Regions from separate parts of the Homo sapiens genome. Here region 1 is linked to region 2. Evidence: read pairs that join two places in POLR2A ChIA-PET (ENCODE). Cell type or tissue: MCF 10A. All regions are shown on one strand. Links, peaks and the distances in the headings refer to the core of each region. The heading gives the core; the rest is flanking DNA. Region 1 overlaps SNX14 (sorting nexin 14). Region 2 holds the start of LINC02535 (long intergenic non-protein coding RNA 2535).

Evidence for each region. Peaks named below come from ENCODE experiments on the same cell type or tissue, not always from the same donor. Only the 100,000 strongest peaks of a DNase experiment are listed, where the experiment ranks them.
Region 1: POLR2A ChIA-PET joins it to region 2 with 6 read pairs; 3 of 35 experiments call an interaction of 5 or more read pairs at or near these places.

The regions. Positions count from the first base shown.
Region 1 is chr6:85,512,264-85,520,851 of GRCh38, reverse strand. SNX14 (sorting nexin 14) reads left to right here. Exons shown (of 29, transcript NM_153816.6): 22 at 2,804-2,844; 23 at 2,977-3,096; 24 at 6,223-6,346; 25 at 6,618-6,782; 26 at 6,957-7,052. Among named protein-coding and RNA genes, the nearest start is that of NT5E, 66 kb to the right of the region's middle. In MCF 10A, for the core only: no CTCF peak of the experiment used is centred there; no DNase peak of the experiment used is centred there.
Region 2 is chr6:85,399,943-85,408,530 of GRCh38, reverse strand. LINC02535 (long intergenic non-protein coding RNA 2535) reads left to right here and starts at 3,729. Exons shown (of 4, transcript NR_134633.1): 1 at 3,729-3,854; 2 at 4,157-4,276; 3 at 5,318-5,419. RefSeq lists an enhancer at 4,610-5,402. In MCF 10A, for the core only: no CTCF peak of the experiment used is centred there; DNase peaks (open chromatin) are centred at 3,660, 4,720 and 5,420.

The DNA.
Region 1 (8,588 bases), core at 370-8,369, 110 kb before region 2:
AACTGTGGTAAAGTCATAACGTTGAATACCCATATCATGAGGCTACTAGCAACAATGTGGATGAACTTTTAAAAATGTTGAATGAAAGAAACAAAACATGAAAGAATATATACAGTCTGATTCTTTTTACATAAACATCAAAACAGACCAAACTAGTGTAAGCTGGAAAAGTTTGAATAAAATTGTTAAAAAATCGTTGGGCGTGGTGGCTCACACCTGTAGTCCCAGCAATTTGGGAGGCTGAGGCAGATGGATCACTTGAACTTAGAAGTTCAAGACCAGTGTGAGCAACATGGTGAAACCCTGTCTCTACTAAAAACACAAAAATTAGCTGGGCATGGTGGTGGGCGCCTGTAGTCCCAGCTACTCAAGAGGCTGAGGCAGGAGAATTGCTTGAACCTGGGAAGTGGAGGTTACAGTGAGCCGAGATTGCACCACTGCACTCCAGCCTGGGCAACAGAGCAAAACTCCATCTAAAAAAAAAAAAAGGTAAAAAATAATATAGCATTGACTAGTTGCAGTGGCTCACACCTGTAATCCCAGCATTTTAGGAGGCCGAGGTGGGTGGATCACTTGAGGTCAGGAGTTCAAGACCAGCCTGGCCAACATGGTGAATCCTTGTCTCTACTAAAAATACAAAAATTAGCTGGGCGTGGTGGCGTGCACCTATAATCCCAGCTACTTGGGTGGCCTAGGCAGGAGAATTGCTTGAAACTGGCAAGTGGAGGGAGCCGAGATCATGCCACTGCACTCCAGCCTGGGCGACAGAGTGAGACTACATCTCTACTACTATTACTACTACTACTACTGCTACTACTACTACTACTACTACTACTGTATAAAAGCAATATTTCTAAATATATTTTATTTTTTATTCATTTGTATTCATTATGGTTTTTAGAGACAGAGTCTCACACTATTGCCTAGGCTGGAGTGCAGTGGCACAATCATAGTTTTTTTTTGTTTTGTTTTGTTTTGTTTTTTGAGACGGAGTCTCACTCTGTCACCCAGCTGGAGTTCAGTGGCACGATCTCAGTTCACTGCAACCTCCATCTCCCGGGTTCAAGCGATTCTCCTGCCTTGGTCTCCTTAGTAGCTGGGATAACAGGCGTGTGCCACCACGTCCGGCTAATTTTTGTATTTTTAGAAGAGACGGGGTTTCACCATGTTGGTCAGGCTGGTCTCGAACTCCTGACCTCGGGATCCGCCCGCCTCGGCCTCCCAAAGTGCTGGGATTACAGGCGTGAGCCACCACGCCCAGCCAACACAATCATAGTTCACTGCAGCCTCAAATCCTGGGCTCAAGTGATCCTTCCTGCCTCAGCCTCCCAAAGTAGCTAAGACTACAGGTACACACCAGCACACCTGGCTAATTTTTAAATATCTGTAGAGATGGGATCTCGCTTTGTTGCCCAAGCTGGTCTTGAACTCCTCAATTGATCTTTCCACCTTAGGTTCCCAAATTGTTGGACTTACAGGCGTGGAGCCACCCTGACTAGCCTCTAAATATATTTTATATGATGTAATCTGAAGTAATGTATATGGAACTAAATCAGTGAGTTAAATAATGCAAGTAGACATTTGGCTTCTGTCTATACCCACACCCCCACCCAAATCAATACATTTATTTGAGTCAAAATATTTAGTGTTTGTGTATCTTTTTATTGGGGGAAAAAAGTGAGGACAAAATATTTGGTTATATATGGCATTTAGGAGATTGGGTATTCCTGGTTACTGACTAGGTTTGATTGAAGAAGAAATGATCAGGGATGATCCAAGTTTCTATTTAAATAACTGGATGAATGCTGTTACTTGTTGGAATAGGGGATACATTAAGAGCAGTTTTGAACTTACTGAGTTTATAGAATCCAGTTGAAGTTTTATAAAGCAGGAGAGTCCAGGAGACAGGCAGAGATTAGAGATTTGAATTTTATTTGAAATCAGATTGAGCAAATAATTTGGCTCAGTAAGAACACATAGAAGACAGAAAAGCATAGGATGAAACCATATAATTTAAAGAACTTGGGAACATTCTAAGGAGGGGGTGTTATGAGAACCAGAAATACCAGAAATAGCCAAATGGGAAGGTTGGGTGGTTTGCCTGTCACAAAACAGTATTTTTATTCTTTATTATTAATGTCCCCTTCTATTGCCATAAATCTACTTTTTTCTGATTTGTTCAGAAAGCAGTTTAAGTTGTATTTATCAATTTTGATTGATTTTTAAGTCATTTCTAAATGCTGGAGAAAATCTCAAGATGTTTGATGTTTCAAATTAAGGGAAGCTGGAGATCAAGAAGTAATTTTGGCAAACATAGGATTTAGAATAGAAATTCTTAATCTAAAATTCAGAATATAAACTACTGAAATAGTTTTAAATATTGAGGCAGTTCTTAAAACTTTTTTTTGACTGACCTTTGCATATCTTTAGATACCATTATATATTCACTGTTACTGAAAACCCTTTGAAAATATTTCTTATAGAAATTTTCACAAAAGTAGACAAAATTATGTAATAAACTTCTTACTCAACGTTGTTATCAACCCTTGGCTTGTTCCATCCCTTCTCCCACCACTTACCTCACTGGATTTTTTTAAAGTAAATCCCAAATATTCTATCTATAAATATTTCAGAATACCATATTTATTGAAAATTTCCATGGAGTGTGAAATGGTCAATCATAAATACTTTTACAGTTTTAACTTGGCTATTTCGTATTTAAAATTACCTGGTTAAGTATTCATGTGAGCAATTATGAAGAGTTTTATGCCTTCCTAAAATAATGTTTTACTTTTAATTGCAGGGAAAATTATAAAATCTGTTCCTGGAAAACTAATGAAAGAGGTGAGTAACTGATTTATGTGTGTTCTATAACATGATAATCATAAACATATTTAAATATTGATAAATTTTGCTGGATTATGTACTAAAAATTACCTTTATTTTTTATTTTCTTACAATAATCTATCACCACAGAAAGGTCAGCATTTGGAACCTTTTATCATGAATTTCATTAATTCTTGTGAGTCTCCAAAGCCTAAACCAAGTAGACCAGAACTGACCATTCTCAGCCCTACTTCAGAAAACAACAAGAAGGTACTGCACATTGCATTAAAGAACTATTAAGTTTTAAGTTGCCCTACTTGAGATTACTTTTTCATTGTCGAGAGAATGAATACTTTGTTAATGAAATGGATTGAGCTATACATTTCCTTTATGTGGAAATCAGTTGAACGGTATACAGAGGGTATTGTGTGTAATTACTTGGTTCTTTGCTTTAATGTGGTAAATGTTTCTCTGGATACTATATTTGCAAACTGATGCCACTTCTGTATTTGGGGATTTTTAAAAGTGGTTTTCTTAGGTTATATGTCACCAACTTTCAATAATAAGAAATTAATTGCTATACTGTGTTTATGTTTATTGGATGGCATTACCTAACTTTCATGGCTTATAAAGTATTTTATCCATTCATTAAACAAACATTTTATTACATGCCTACGATTGAGTGCTAGGCACTGGGAATATAAGGATACATTCCTTGTCCTCAAGAAGGTGTTTAGTGCCAAGGTGTAGTGCCCAGCATGGGGAGCTATGGAAGCTCAGAGGACCTCTATCTTTTATTTTTGTTAATACTCTGAATGGTATCTTTAATATTATTAATGTTTTCATTTTATAACTTGTATATATAGATAGAAAATTTTTATTTAGTCGTCTTGCTAGACTTAACATTAGTTTTAGTAATATCTGGTAATTCTTTTATATTGACACAATTGTTGCAGATGATTGCAGTTTTGTTTTATTCCTGACTAGGACTGCTATATAGAAAGGAAATTGTTTAATTATTTCACCATCGAATAGTGTGGTGTAGCTCTTTTTGTATTAATAGATAACCTTTATAAGATTAAGGAAGTTGCCAGGTGCAGTGGCTCACATCTGTAATCCCAGCACTTCGGGAGGCCAAGGTGGATGGATCACTTGAGGTCAGGAGTTTGAGACCAGCCTGGCCACCTTGGTGAAACCCTGCCTCTACTGAAAATACAAAAATTAGTCAAGCGTGGTGGTGGGTGCCTGTAATCCTAGCTACTCGGGAGGCCGAGGCAGGAGAGTCGCTTGAACCTGGGAGGTGGAGGTTGCAGTGAGCTGAGATCGCGCCACTGCACTTCAGCCTGGGGGACAGAGCAAGACTCTGTCTCCAAAAAAAAAAAAAAAAAAAAAAGATTAAGGAAGTTTACATTCATGTTTATGGGTAGAATATAGCCTATAATTTTTCTTTCTCATTCTGTCCTTGTTAGGTTTTGGTATCAAAGTTTTATTAGCATTTTTTATTTTTGGTAGACTTTTTATAAATATTTGATAGAGTTGGTAAAGTCATCTAGGCCTCCAGTTTTGTTTGTAGGAAGATTTTTTATAACCAATTTAATTTCTTTAACAATTACAAAATTCTTCAGGTTTATTACTTCATGAGTCATGAAGGTTACAAAATATAACCTATTGAACTCATGCTAGGAATGCTAGGAATTTGTCAGGGAGAAAAATAAGAGAAGAGCTTATAACATGTAAAGGTGTTTATTAAAATATTGTTTACATAAGTGAAAAATTGGAAACAACATGAAATTCTAACATTGTAGGAATGATTATTTTAAGGAACATCTATTCAAGGAGTGTTTTGCAGCAGATGAAATTGTGCTTATGAAAACTATAAAGCAACATAAAGATATTTGATATGGTGCTAAATGAAAAAGTAGGATGTGATATTTTTTGAACCTCATTGATTTGTGGCTATGTATATAGAGAGTACAAGTTAATATACAAAAGTTTAATAGTAACACTATTAGGTGGTTGAGTTTTAATTTAAAAGTTTAAATGCCCCTTTGCTCTGTGTCACTTTATTTAGCCTTAGTGATTATTGTCAACAGATGTAATAAACTGTATATCTCTTTATTATTTCAACTTTTATTTTAGATTTCTGCTTAAAAATAATGCAAACCGTGCTGAAAATACAGAGGGAAAACAAAATTGAGTTGTTTTTCCCGTTTTCCAGACTTACTATATAATATCACTGTTTTTTAGTGAAAAAAAAAATTACACTGAAAATTTAAAAGAGTAGAGGGAATAATATATCAGAAGGGAGAGCCCTTTTCCTATTTTTTGGGTTGGGGAAAAATGTTTTAAGTATGTGTCTGTGTTAATAATATCTGACATAAGAGCCAATAGAATATATGGTCTTTGTTCTCAGGATACTTTTCTAGGAGGCTTTTAAAAAATTCATCTTCAGGTAAAATCGAATATACTTTCCTCCACAGTCTCCTTACTTCTCTTCCCTCTCCCCTCCCCTCTTTCTCCCTTTTCACAGAGTCTCACTCTGTCACCCAGGCTGGAGTGCAGTGGTGCAATCTCTGGCTCACTGCAACCATTAATTCTTAATATCTTGTTTTAGTTCCCCCCCACCCCAACATTGATTAGGCCTTTGTGGGCTTTGAATATTGTCCAAATAAATTTCACCTAACGCTGGATTTTTACCTCTACTTATAGTGATTTATAATCTTTAAATCATGTTAGTGTTTTTTTTTTTTTTTTTTTTTTTTTGACGGTCTTGCTCTGTCACCCAGGCTGGAGTGCAGTGGCACGATTTCGGCTCACTGTTACCTCTGGCTCCCAGGTTCAAACTATTCTCCTGCCTCAGTCTCCCAAGTAGCTGGGACTACAGGCACGCATCACTACACCTGGCTAATTTTTTTGTATTTTTAGTAGAGATGGGGTTTCACCATGTTGGACAAGCCGATTTCAAACTTGCGAGCTCAGGTGATCTGCCTGCCTCCGTCTTCCAAAGTGCTGAGATTACAGGCGTGAGCCACTGCGCCTGGCCTAAATCATGTTAGTTTTAAAGTTAGCTATCAATAATATATTTGTACATCTTTTTATGTTACTTTGCTTTTGTGGTATGTAAAAACAAAGGGGTCTTTAATGGATAATGAATTATCTACTGTAACTAAAATGAATATTTTAGTTTTTATGTAATATTTTTGGGGAACATGTATTTTTTATTGCAATTCGGGGCATAAATGGGGAATTTTAGAAGCATATATTAACCTATCTAATATTCTGTTTTGATTGGAAAAAGTTTAAATGCCTTTGCTGTGTGACACTTAATCCTTATTGATTATCGTCAGCAGATGTAATAAACTATATATCTCTTTATTATTCCAACTTTTATTTTAGCTTTTCAATGATCTGTTTAAAAATAATGCAAACCGTGCTGAAAATACAGAGAGAAAGCAAAATCAGAATTATTTTATGGAGGTGATGACTGTAGAAGGAGTCTATGATTACCTGATGTATGTAGGTAAGATCTAAGTGGTTTAAGACTTGTTTTTCATTCATCTTACTTCTTCTGTGATGCAAATAATGATCTTGAGTATTGCCCCATCATAACTGTCTTTTTAATTGAAGATACCTTTTATAATAATTCAATACGATTGGCCTTGATCATATTAAAGTTGCTAGTGTTTACAAATAAAATATTGACCATGGTCATTTGTGTTTTCTACATTGGCAAATTTCAAAAATACCAATTCATCTGGAACAATGAGGTATCCCATTTGATCCTTTCTCAGGACGGGTAGTTTTCCAGGTTCCTGACTGGCTTCATCATCTCTTAATGGGAACTCGAATCCTCTTTAAAAACACCCTGGAAATGTATACTGATTACTATCTTCAGTGTAAACTAGAACAGCTATTTCAGGAGCACCGTTTGGTCTCACTCATAACACTTCTCAGAGGTTTGTATTTTCTAATGTGTTTGTTTCATATTTTGTGTACTCTATGATTTTAATTGAATCTAAAGAGGAAGAAATCTTGTTTTGCTTTGGTTTATTAGTATTTCTACTATGAGGAAATCCTTTGTGTATAAATAGATGAAAATTCCAGAAATATTTCTTTTTACTCTTTTTTAGATGCTATATTCTGTGAAAACACTGAACCTCGCTCTCTCCAAGATAAGCAAAAAGGAGCAAAACAGACTTTTGAAGAAATGATGAATTACATTCCAGGTGTAATATTTAAGAAGTAACTTAATTTCATATAGATTAGCAGTCCGTTGAGGTCACAATGTATAGTAATTATTGAAGCTAATTTTTTACTGTGAGTTTTCATTTTACAAATAGTTGCAAAGATCAGTTAAAATTAACACACTAGTTAAATAATTCTTTCAGATGTTAGCACTAAGACTAAGATATTAGGACTTTAAGGCAAGGCTGTTTCTACTCACATAATAGCCAGATTCATTCAAAAATAACTTATAGTCAGACTGGTCAAAGTGACATGTGGGACAATTGAAGGCCTGTGTCCACGACACCATAAGAATAGCTCACTAGTGTGTATGATAAAAGATCAGAATTCATTCATTCCAAATTTATTGAGCACCTTCCATATTCCAGGCACTATGCAAAATGCAAGGCATATAAAAAATGCACTTGAGTAGGTCAGTCTAGCAGGAAGACAGGCATATAGACAAAACATACATGTGATAATAGAGGCATTTTCAAGTTACAGAGATATCACAAAGGAGGAGGATGGTCACCTCCTCTGTAAAGTTGGTAGGTTTGGGCCACTAAGGAAATGAGTGGTAGTAACCTCTTAACTGTGACGGGAAATAACAAGGAAGAAATGTCAAGGGATCAAAGCAGGTGATTCTTAGTTTAGAACATTTTGAATGAGAAGTGCCTATAAATTACTCAGGAGGAAGTGTCTGTTAAACACTTAGACACCGAGGTTCAAAAGTTGGAGAAAAGGTGGTATAGGATAGATTAGTAGAGATATGGGAGCCATGTGTGAGTAGATACTAAAGCATAGGGAGAAAGTATGGAGTAAGAAGAGAAAAGGGTGACTTCCAGTTTCTGGTCTGGCACATAAGAACCTGGCCATCATCACTCCATCCTAGTAACAAGCAAAAACCTGAATGAACTAAAAAAACTAAACAACTCTTAGATTCACCAGAGAGTGAGGTCATACGGCAAGCCACTGCCCCCCAAGGTTGGAGAGAATCATAGCTAGCTGCAGCAGAAACCCGTGAACTCAAAACCCCTGGAGAAGCCAGTGCTGAGCTAGGGAAACCTGAACTATAACTGACAAATTGCTACAGCCTTTTAAATCTCTTTTTAAGAGATTAAAAACTCCAGGGGAACCAAGTCATGGGGTTACCCATCCACATTTTTTTTTTTTTTTTTTTGAGACAGAGCCCCACTGTGTCACCAAGGCTGGAGTGAAATGACACGATCTCTGCTCACTGCAACCTCCGCCTCCTGGGTTCAAGCAATTCTACTGTCTCAGCCTCCCGAGTAGCTGGGACTACAGTCCTGCACCACCACGCCTGGCTAATTTTTGTATTTTTAGTGGAGATGGGGTTTCCCCTTGTTGGTCAGGCTGGTCTCGAACTCCTGACCTCAGGTGATCCACCCGCCTCGGCCTTCAAAAGTGCTGGGGTTACAGGCGTGAGCCACCGTGCCCAGCCCATCCACACTTTTTTTGTGAGTTTTACCTCCAGGGCCTTGACCAAGATCCCACAGTGAATATTGGAGAAAAATCCC
Region 2 (8,588 bases), core at 221-8,220:
AAGCCTCTCCCAAGATCTGGAGCAAGTTCCCAAACTTGTTGGGGACTAGGGATGAGAGGTGATAATTGGTATAAGAGATATGAGTTGAGTGAATCCTCAAAGAATAAGTGGATCTGAGAGAGATGAAAAGAACAGGGAAGGGTGGGAAGGGGACCGTGTGAGCCGTATCAGGGAATGAGGGACATAGGATATGTGGGAGAAGCAACAGCTCCTCAGTGCTCTGGAGGATAAAATGTGAGCCCAGGAGTGGTGAAAGATGACACCAGCATGGCAAGCAGGGGCCAGAGCAAGGACCTTCCCCTGCCCTGTTAAGAGGTTTGCATTTTAAGAGGTAGCATTTCCACCATTGCCAGTTAGAAGCCCAGGAGCATTTGAAACTTCTGAGAAGCAAAATGATGTGGTCTGATTTGAACTTGAGTATCTAACCCAAATTTCCCTGGCCTCTCCAGCCTGGAGCACAGATGACTTAGTGATTGTATGAAGAGTTAGGAGACTTTCCTTCTGCCTTCATTTAGGCAACATTCATCGAACCACTATGTTTCTGAAAGTGTTCTAAGTGCTATAAATAAATAAATGATAGACCCTGCTCTAGTGGGGAAAGCATACAATAAACAAGCAAACAAATCCATGAAGCATTTTCAGGTAGAGAAGAGTTGCCCCAGTATGTAGCAAATGACGGTGGGCTTGAGAACCAGGGTGCTGGTTGTAGCGATGCAGCAGAGCCAACTGGGTCACTTGTCTTCTGCCCTGGGAACATGTCATGTCAACCTGTGCTGGCTAGGGGCAAAACCTCACACCTATCATGGTTATTTCTGGAAGACTCTGTGCCCACAAGAGCAGCATTAGCCAATGTAGGTGATCTGTAGGAGAGGGCTCAACTTGCAAGAGAAACATAAAATCCTCCCTCTATAAATATTTCTTCTCTTTTAAGTTCTTCCTCAGCCTCACCCACCAGGATGAGGTGATGACAGACTGGAATTGTATGGTCAAATGGGAAGTCACCAAAGCAGGGAGAGAAAAGAACACCATGGGCAGGAGAACACAGGAGCCACAGTTGCTGAGGCCTCAGGGATCACGTCAAGTTTGAAGAAGGGGAGCGAGTTCAAGATGTTTATGCTTTGCTAAGATTTTGGGGAGCAGTATGAGCAGAGGTAATTTTAGATACATCCTCTGATGGCAGGGTGGAGAATGATTTGAATTTCAGAGACACTGAAAACAGGGAGGCCAGTTAGGAAACTGGGGCAGTAGCAAGGAATGGAGGAGATCCAGGAGGGAAAAGATGAATGGAAATAAATGGAGGATTGAAGTCCCCATGTCTGTATGGGGTGGAAGGGAAGGTCCTATGGGAGTGAGGAAATGAGATGGATGAAAGTTAGGAGTTTGCCAGAGTGGGATATTGGGTATCTTACAGAAAACTCATGAGGAGGAAGAGTCCTGAGTAGTGGAAGATGAAAGATGTGGTTTTCAAGGTGGGAACCAAAGATGATGATGATGATGATGATGATGATGATGATGTGTGTGTCTGTGTGTGAGAGAGAGACACTTGCTTTTAGTACCACCAAGACGAAAGGCATGCTGGAAAATGAGATCATCACTTAGAACATGATCTGGCACGTAGAGGATAGTAAATCAACAAATATTCAACAAACATTTGTCAAATGAATAAATGAAGTGCTGGATCTCACATACCTACCTTTGGTAGAAGTTGTTGTGTTGACAGAACAGGCTGCAAGTCGCAGGCTGTGTCTGATCTTGTTTAATATGGGCAGAGAGGCTCTCTGATCCAGGTGCGGGCTGTCTCACGCCACTGAAATGTTTCCTACCCTCAGGGATGTGGCCTCAGGGGTTCCATCTCCTGTGGAATCCATTAGTTGCCCCTGTCCTTCCCATGTGCTTGTAGAGCACATCATTTGTCCCATCCACACAGTGTGTATCATGGGCTGACACATTCTCTAACTTGTTTTTCTAGGACTCAAAGGACTGGAAAAAAGCAAAATGGTCTGTGAAACCTGGGGCTTGCCCTGCTTGTAGGTGTATCACACAGTCCTGCTATAATTAAAGGGGCATTTGCATTTGCACATTTTTGCTGTGTCAGTCAGGGCCCCAGACAGAAACAGAATAGGATAACTTAAGAAGGGTTTAATCACTCCTTGCCTTTTCCTACAATGGCTAAAACCCCAAATCACAGGCAATAATGGGTAATGCATAAATGAACATATCACAGTCAGTGTCAGGGGGACTCTTAAGGTATTTCTATGCAAGGGAATATTATGCTGTCATTATGTTTCAAAAAAGTTTTTAATGTCATGGGAAAATAAGTATGATCTATTACACAAAAAAGCCCAAAGTTTCTATTTAATTTTGATCCCAAATTAAAAAGAGGTAGGCTAGGCTTTGCACAATAAACAGGCATTGTTTTAGAATTAAAAAGGAACAACATAGAAAAAAAGGTCTGAGCAAGAAGGGCCCAGGCTTGGGTTTTCCCCTTAGTACATTTTTATCAGCATTCTAGCCAGGATGAGATTAGGAAGTTGTCACCGGGGCTCTTTGGAAGTGATGAAGCTCCAGATGACATGGGACATGCTGAAGGTGGTTCCTAAGCTGGGTTTCGATCTAGAGTAGGGGGAGAATGAGGATGGGGCATGGCTCATGTGTGTGTAGGCTGTAACCCTCTGAGGGGAGAGGAGCCCTACCTGGCTCGCTACAGGGTGCTCCCTGCCTCTCAGAGGCACCCTGGGTCAGTGGTGCTGTGAGGTGCATTTTCATATTCCCCACAAAGGGGCTGAATGGGCTGGTGGTTTCTCTGTGAAGGAGTTTCTTGCTGAAGAGAACAAGTGGATAAAGTTGTGTTGGAGTGGGCAGTTCAGGTGGAGAAAGGCCAGAAAGCAGGAGGGATTTTGGAGGTTGTCTGCACAGAGCAGGGCTTCCCCAGCCCCCAGATTTCCCCAAGTCAGAATCAGGGTTGGCCCACAGAGGAGACATTGTCTGGTTAGAGTTGGGGCAGTTGTCCATCCTGGACTTTGCACAGGCATATCAAGTATTAACTTATTAAAACAAACACGCCCTTAGAAAAAGGAAGTTTTCAAACGTTAAACCACTTGGCTTTTAGCCTCACCTTTCTTCTGATTTGAGGCAAAGATGTGTGTGGTTTTTCCCTTAACAATAACTGATGTTTGTTTTTCTCTGCAAAGCTTTGTGGCTCCCCAGATCAGCTCTGTTTATTTTGAATTCATAGCCACAAGCTTGAATTGGACTGAAAAAACATTGAGTGCAATGACATTTTATAAATTAGCATCTGGAGGGATGTATTGTTTTATCTTAGAGAAACAAATGAAATTTCCTCTTGTAACTTGGTGTGAGTTTTCTCTGTGCCCAATCAAGACTGACACCTGTGATTCCCTTCCATCAACTCGGAAGCACAAATGAGCTCCTGTGTTCTGGTTTCTGAGAGCCCTTCAGCTAGGTTTGCAGTAAGATCTCTCTGGGCTGATACAAGCAAAAGACAGAGTGAAGTAACTGAGTTTATAGGATCCACTCAGATTATACTGTGACTCAGCTTCATTGCCCATCATTTTTAGGTCTAAGATTCATACAAATTCCGGAAGATTGAATGAAAATCCTGCCTCCGTCTGGGAGTATTATTTATTTGCATAGCATAGACAGGCCTCACACCCGATTTCCTGAAGCACTGCCAGCCAGCTTGACTCACCGCCCCCACAGTGATGCCCGATTCTTCCATCAAGGCTGGAACACAGGAGCAAATAGCTTGAACATACAAGGATTATATTGTTCCTTCTCTTAAAGTTACCTCTGTCATGCGCGTCCGTGTGAAGATACCACCAAACAGGCTTTGTGTGAGCAACAAGACTGTTTATTTCACTTGGGTGCAGGCGGGCTGAGTCCGAAAAGAGAGTCAGCCAAGTGTGGGATTATCATCAGTTCTTACATGTTTGGGGATAGGCGGTGGAGTTAGGAGCAATGTTTTGTGGGCAGGGGGTGGATCTCACAAAGTACATTCTCAAGCATGGGGAGAATTACAAAGAACTTTCTTAAGGGTGGGGGAGATTACAAAGTACATTGGTCAGTTAGGGTGGGGCAGAAACAAATCACAGTGGTGGAATGTCATCAGTTAAGGCTATTTTCACTTCTTTTGTAGATCTTCAGTTGCTTCAGGCCATCTGGATGTATACGTCAGGTCACAGGGGATATGATGGCTTAGCTTGGGCTCAGAGGCCTGACAACCTCCAGATTCAGAGTTCTTAACCTCTTTTTCCTGGTACATTGATAAAAGGTGCTCTAAGGACACACAGCCTCTCTTTGTTAGGTCCCTATTATCTTTCTTTTAAAACAAAAGTGGTTTAAGGGTAACATAAGCCATGCTATTTCCTAAAGCTGGGTCCCCCCCTGCTTTGACTTCTTTGACTTCATTCACCAGCCTTAGAAGTGGTCCGCAAGATTCATTCATTTAGGCAATAGCACGTGTGTCAAAACCGTGGAGTAAGGGCTTTACATTAAGCTGATTTGCCTTTTACCTGGACAAACACCTGAGCACCAACATTACCCACCTTGAATACTAATTCATAACATAATTCATAAACAAGGTCATACCTGTTTAAAGGCTTTAAGTGTTCATTTCAAAGCCACATACAACCAGGGAGTCAGCTGAACTAACTTCATGTCTTAAGACATTCCAGAGTGCTAATTTACATACCCAGTGGTATTTCCTGAGGATGTGATTCACTCATACCCAGCAGAGAGGGAAAGAGTAACATTTGAAAACATACTTAATGAAGGGTGGGTAAAACTCTATTCTTTCTGGCAAACAGTCTTATGGTGTGAAGTGGATATTTTTACCATTTCTCTTTGTGCCAAGAGATAGAGATGATGTTTTAGGGGCTGCAACTGGAGGTGTGAGAATAGCTTGTTCCTGCCCAGGCTGAGACTTTGAGGAAAGCAGAGACTTGCTGTTCAGTGAAGTCAGGGAGGCAGGCTCTTTTTGGAGTTGGAGATGTACATTCCTTGAATGTGACGATTCACAGCTAAAGCCACGTCTCTGTGCCTTGTTACAAGGCTGGCCATGGGGGTCTAGTGAAGCAGGAAGGGGACTTGCTTCAGTGACAGGCATCTGGTCTGCTGGCCTTCTCTTTCCTTGTCAAAGGCATGACACTCTAGTCTTCTTTACCAAGGACCCTTCCCTGGCTCCTGGCTCTAGCTTTGCTTTTCCTTCACAGGCACGGTGTTTTATTCTTTTGTTTAGAAAACATTCCAGCCTGTAGGTAACCTCTGTGCCATATAACCTTTTATTTCCTATGATTAGGAAGTTTGCTGAGGAGCCAGATGCCTTGTGCTGACTTGTCTATTTTGAAAGAGGCTGCAGAAACACTCGATTCCACCTCAACCCGGAATTCAGCTTTCTTAGGTAATACACATGACGAGGCTCCAATTGTTCATGTATTCATTCCCTCCCTTGCATATTCCACCAATATTTGGTAAGTGTCAGCTACGCGCCACGTGCTTACTGAATTATTCATTTGTGTGGAGACATCTTATTCACTAGAATTCTGGAAAGGACTGGAAAGGACAAGGGCTGGCCCATGGGAGAGAAGCAGGCTGAGGACAGGGCTGGACAGGCCTTCCCAAAGTTGCTGTGCAGTGGACAGGGTGATGGCTGGGCTAGGGCTTTTGGAGACCAGGGCCCGGGTATGGGGCTGGCTCTGCAAGAAAAATAGGAGAGCTGGGCCCTGGGTTGTCCTGTGGAAAGTACCCTTACCCCCAAGGTCACTCATCTTCAACCCAACAACCATGATTATGATGTGCTCACGAGACTGGCTTTCTTCTTGTGGAAAATAAGAGGGGTAGATCTTGCTTCTGGGTTGGTGTACAGTGGAACCCCTGTACAGAAGCTAGAGCAAATGAAGGTATCTTGATGTTACATCTTTCACAGGAAGAATACAAGGCTCATTCAAGATGGTGCAATTGGGAGACTTGAGCCAGGTTCACCTAATTCTCTGTGCCTTCTCAGGACAGAGGAACTAGAGAAAGTTTCCTCCTGTAAGCAGCACAGCCCCCTGGACCATGGCCTTGGCCCCTAGAGGCTTTTTCATGCAAAGAAAACTAAGGCTGTGGTTGTAGTCACAGAAGCAGGGTTTTGTCCTGGGGCAAGATGGGGCCTGGGTTTCAGCCTCTGTGTTGTCCCCTCCTCTGGGTGACTTTGAGCACATGTTGCCTATTTCACCAGTCTGGTTCCTATTAACCATTGGTAGACACTAGTAATCAAGGATGTGGCTCCAAATGTTTCCTGTGTGTCTGCCAACCAGCTGTAAAGTTGACCTTGTCAGGAATTCTGGTTTCAGTGTCTCAAAGAACATTATCTGTTATAGTTGTAGTCTGATGGCAAATAATAACATTTAATTAGTATTCAGTATCCCCTAAGTTCTATTTACAACAGTAGGAAAGTGGATTTCAGTTCCAGGTGGGAGTCACAGGGCATTTTCCTAACCTCCAGGAAGTTCTTCCTCTAGGAAGATACTGCTAATGAAGGAAGCAAATACAAATAGTAATAACAATGAATAAAAGCAGTTGTTTATTTAGCACTTAAACTGCACTGTCAAAAGAAAACTCTCATGACACGCACACTAGGGTCCTCATTGGTAGGGAAATGGTTCTCAGTTAACTGGCAATTAAGGGGAGTCAGGCTCCCTCAGAGACTGGAAAGTCTGGGTGAGCAACTGACTCGGCCCCTTCCCTCTAGGTGTGTCTAGTCTGAAAGTCCTCCAGGCTGGGATTGTTTGGAGGGGTTCACTTTCTTTTCCTGTATGTTTCAGTTCAGTCCCCAGCTAGGCTGTAACCACTTTGAGAGCAAGGACAGAAATGACTTCCTGTTTGCCCCCGAGGAAATAGAAAAGGACCCACAAGGTGAAAGTCTGCTGTGTGTAAGGGTCTGAGTCTATTCAGTGCAATATATACTATTTTATTCCTGAAGCAGCTGTGAACATATTTTTTTTAGTGGCCACAATTTATATTTTTAAACCTTTCAAAGGTCCTCACAGTTGCTGAGGATCACTCAAAACTCCCACTTGGATAGCGCTCAGGCCTTCCTGAGTCTGCATCTGGTACTAAACTTTGTTTTTGTTTTACTCTCTTTGTGCTCTCAGGTCCTCGTCCCTCTCTCTTCTGCTTCTTAAAAATGTACACAACCAAAAGGCCTGAGCTTGCTGGTTTTCATGTGGCTTTGAAAATTCTGTTCTTGGAAGGTAGCTGTAAAACTTGGGTACTGAGAATATTTGGCGCTACTCAGGCTGTTTTATATTTGTGAATAAAATTGGTAGGAGATCACAGTTTACCTAAATAAAGCTTAGTGCCCTAATCCAGTTTTTTTTTTTTTTTGAAAGAAACATTTTAGGCAGGAACAATTAAAAATTTTAATCCCAAGGAAACTTCAGACCTTTATTTTGTCCTGAAATAAATCTCACTGGAGATTGTCATTTTTGGTTTAGTTGTCAGTCTTGAGAATATACACAATCTTCCCAGAGTTGTTCCTATTTATTAAGCCCTCTTTCTGAGTAGGGCTCTGCACTAAGCTCTGGTCAAATTTTAATGCTTCATTGAAGATTCTGAGCCTGATCTGGGAAAGTTTGCTCTAATTTAAGGTGTTAAAGACATTGCAAAACAACATGACTGGAATTGATAAGAATTAATAAGCAATTCTGGCTTCTATTACTGCTCTTACCTTTTTTATTAGTTGATTTTAGGCTAATCTTATCATTATTAATGTGGAAAAATGTAAGATGCAAAGGTTGCCATTCCCCCAAGAAATTCCTGTGTGAATTCTGTAGCCTGATTAAAAATATTACATGTTGGCATTAAAATTATGGGCCTTTACTTTTACCACCCACGGTGTTTGGGAAAAGCAGTGAGGGACAAAGAGAAGTTATTTAGAATCACAGAGTTGTTTGTACTACCCGTGGTTCTCCTGGAATAACAGCTCTGTGGAAACATAAAGTCATGGTATTTGCAGGAGTAAAGAAAACACGATAGAAGCACAGATGGAATGGTTAGTTAGGTGGAGGGTCCCGGATGTGGGCTGTGTGAGTGGTTAATTACCTGCCTTTCTTGATTGGGCTTTTGGAAAACTTGACAAATTCCAAGTTGTTTTTCCAGCCTGAGGACTGACTTACTATTTAAACCTGGACAAGTCACTCTATGTTTTGTAAAGAATATTTGAGAAATGTTTGAGAAAGCTTCTTGATAGCTATTTGCTACATTGCCTTTTGTCTTTTACAGCAATACCCAGGGATTTCGACAGTCTCCCAAACAGAACCAGGGAGCAAAATAGCCATGATCTGTATTCTAGAACATTCCAGAATTGGTCCTTAAACACTGTGTAGTAAACGGGTTAAATAGAATAGTGGTATAAAAAGAAATAGGTGTAACTCTTCCAGATATGTGACTTTGTGTTGAGAAATAAGCAGTGTTTCTGAAATATTTATTTTTTCCAGTCATTCAATACTAACTAGATTTTTATTGAACTCTACAGTAGATGGCATGGGTAACCAACCCTAAGTTCACCTGCAGCTACAGCAGAGAGC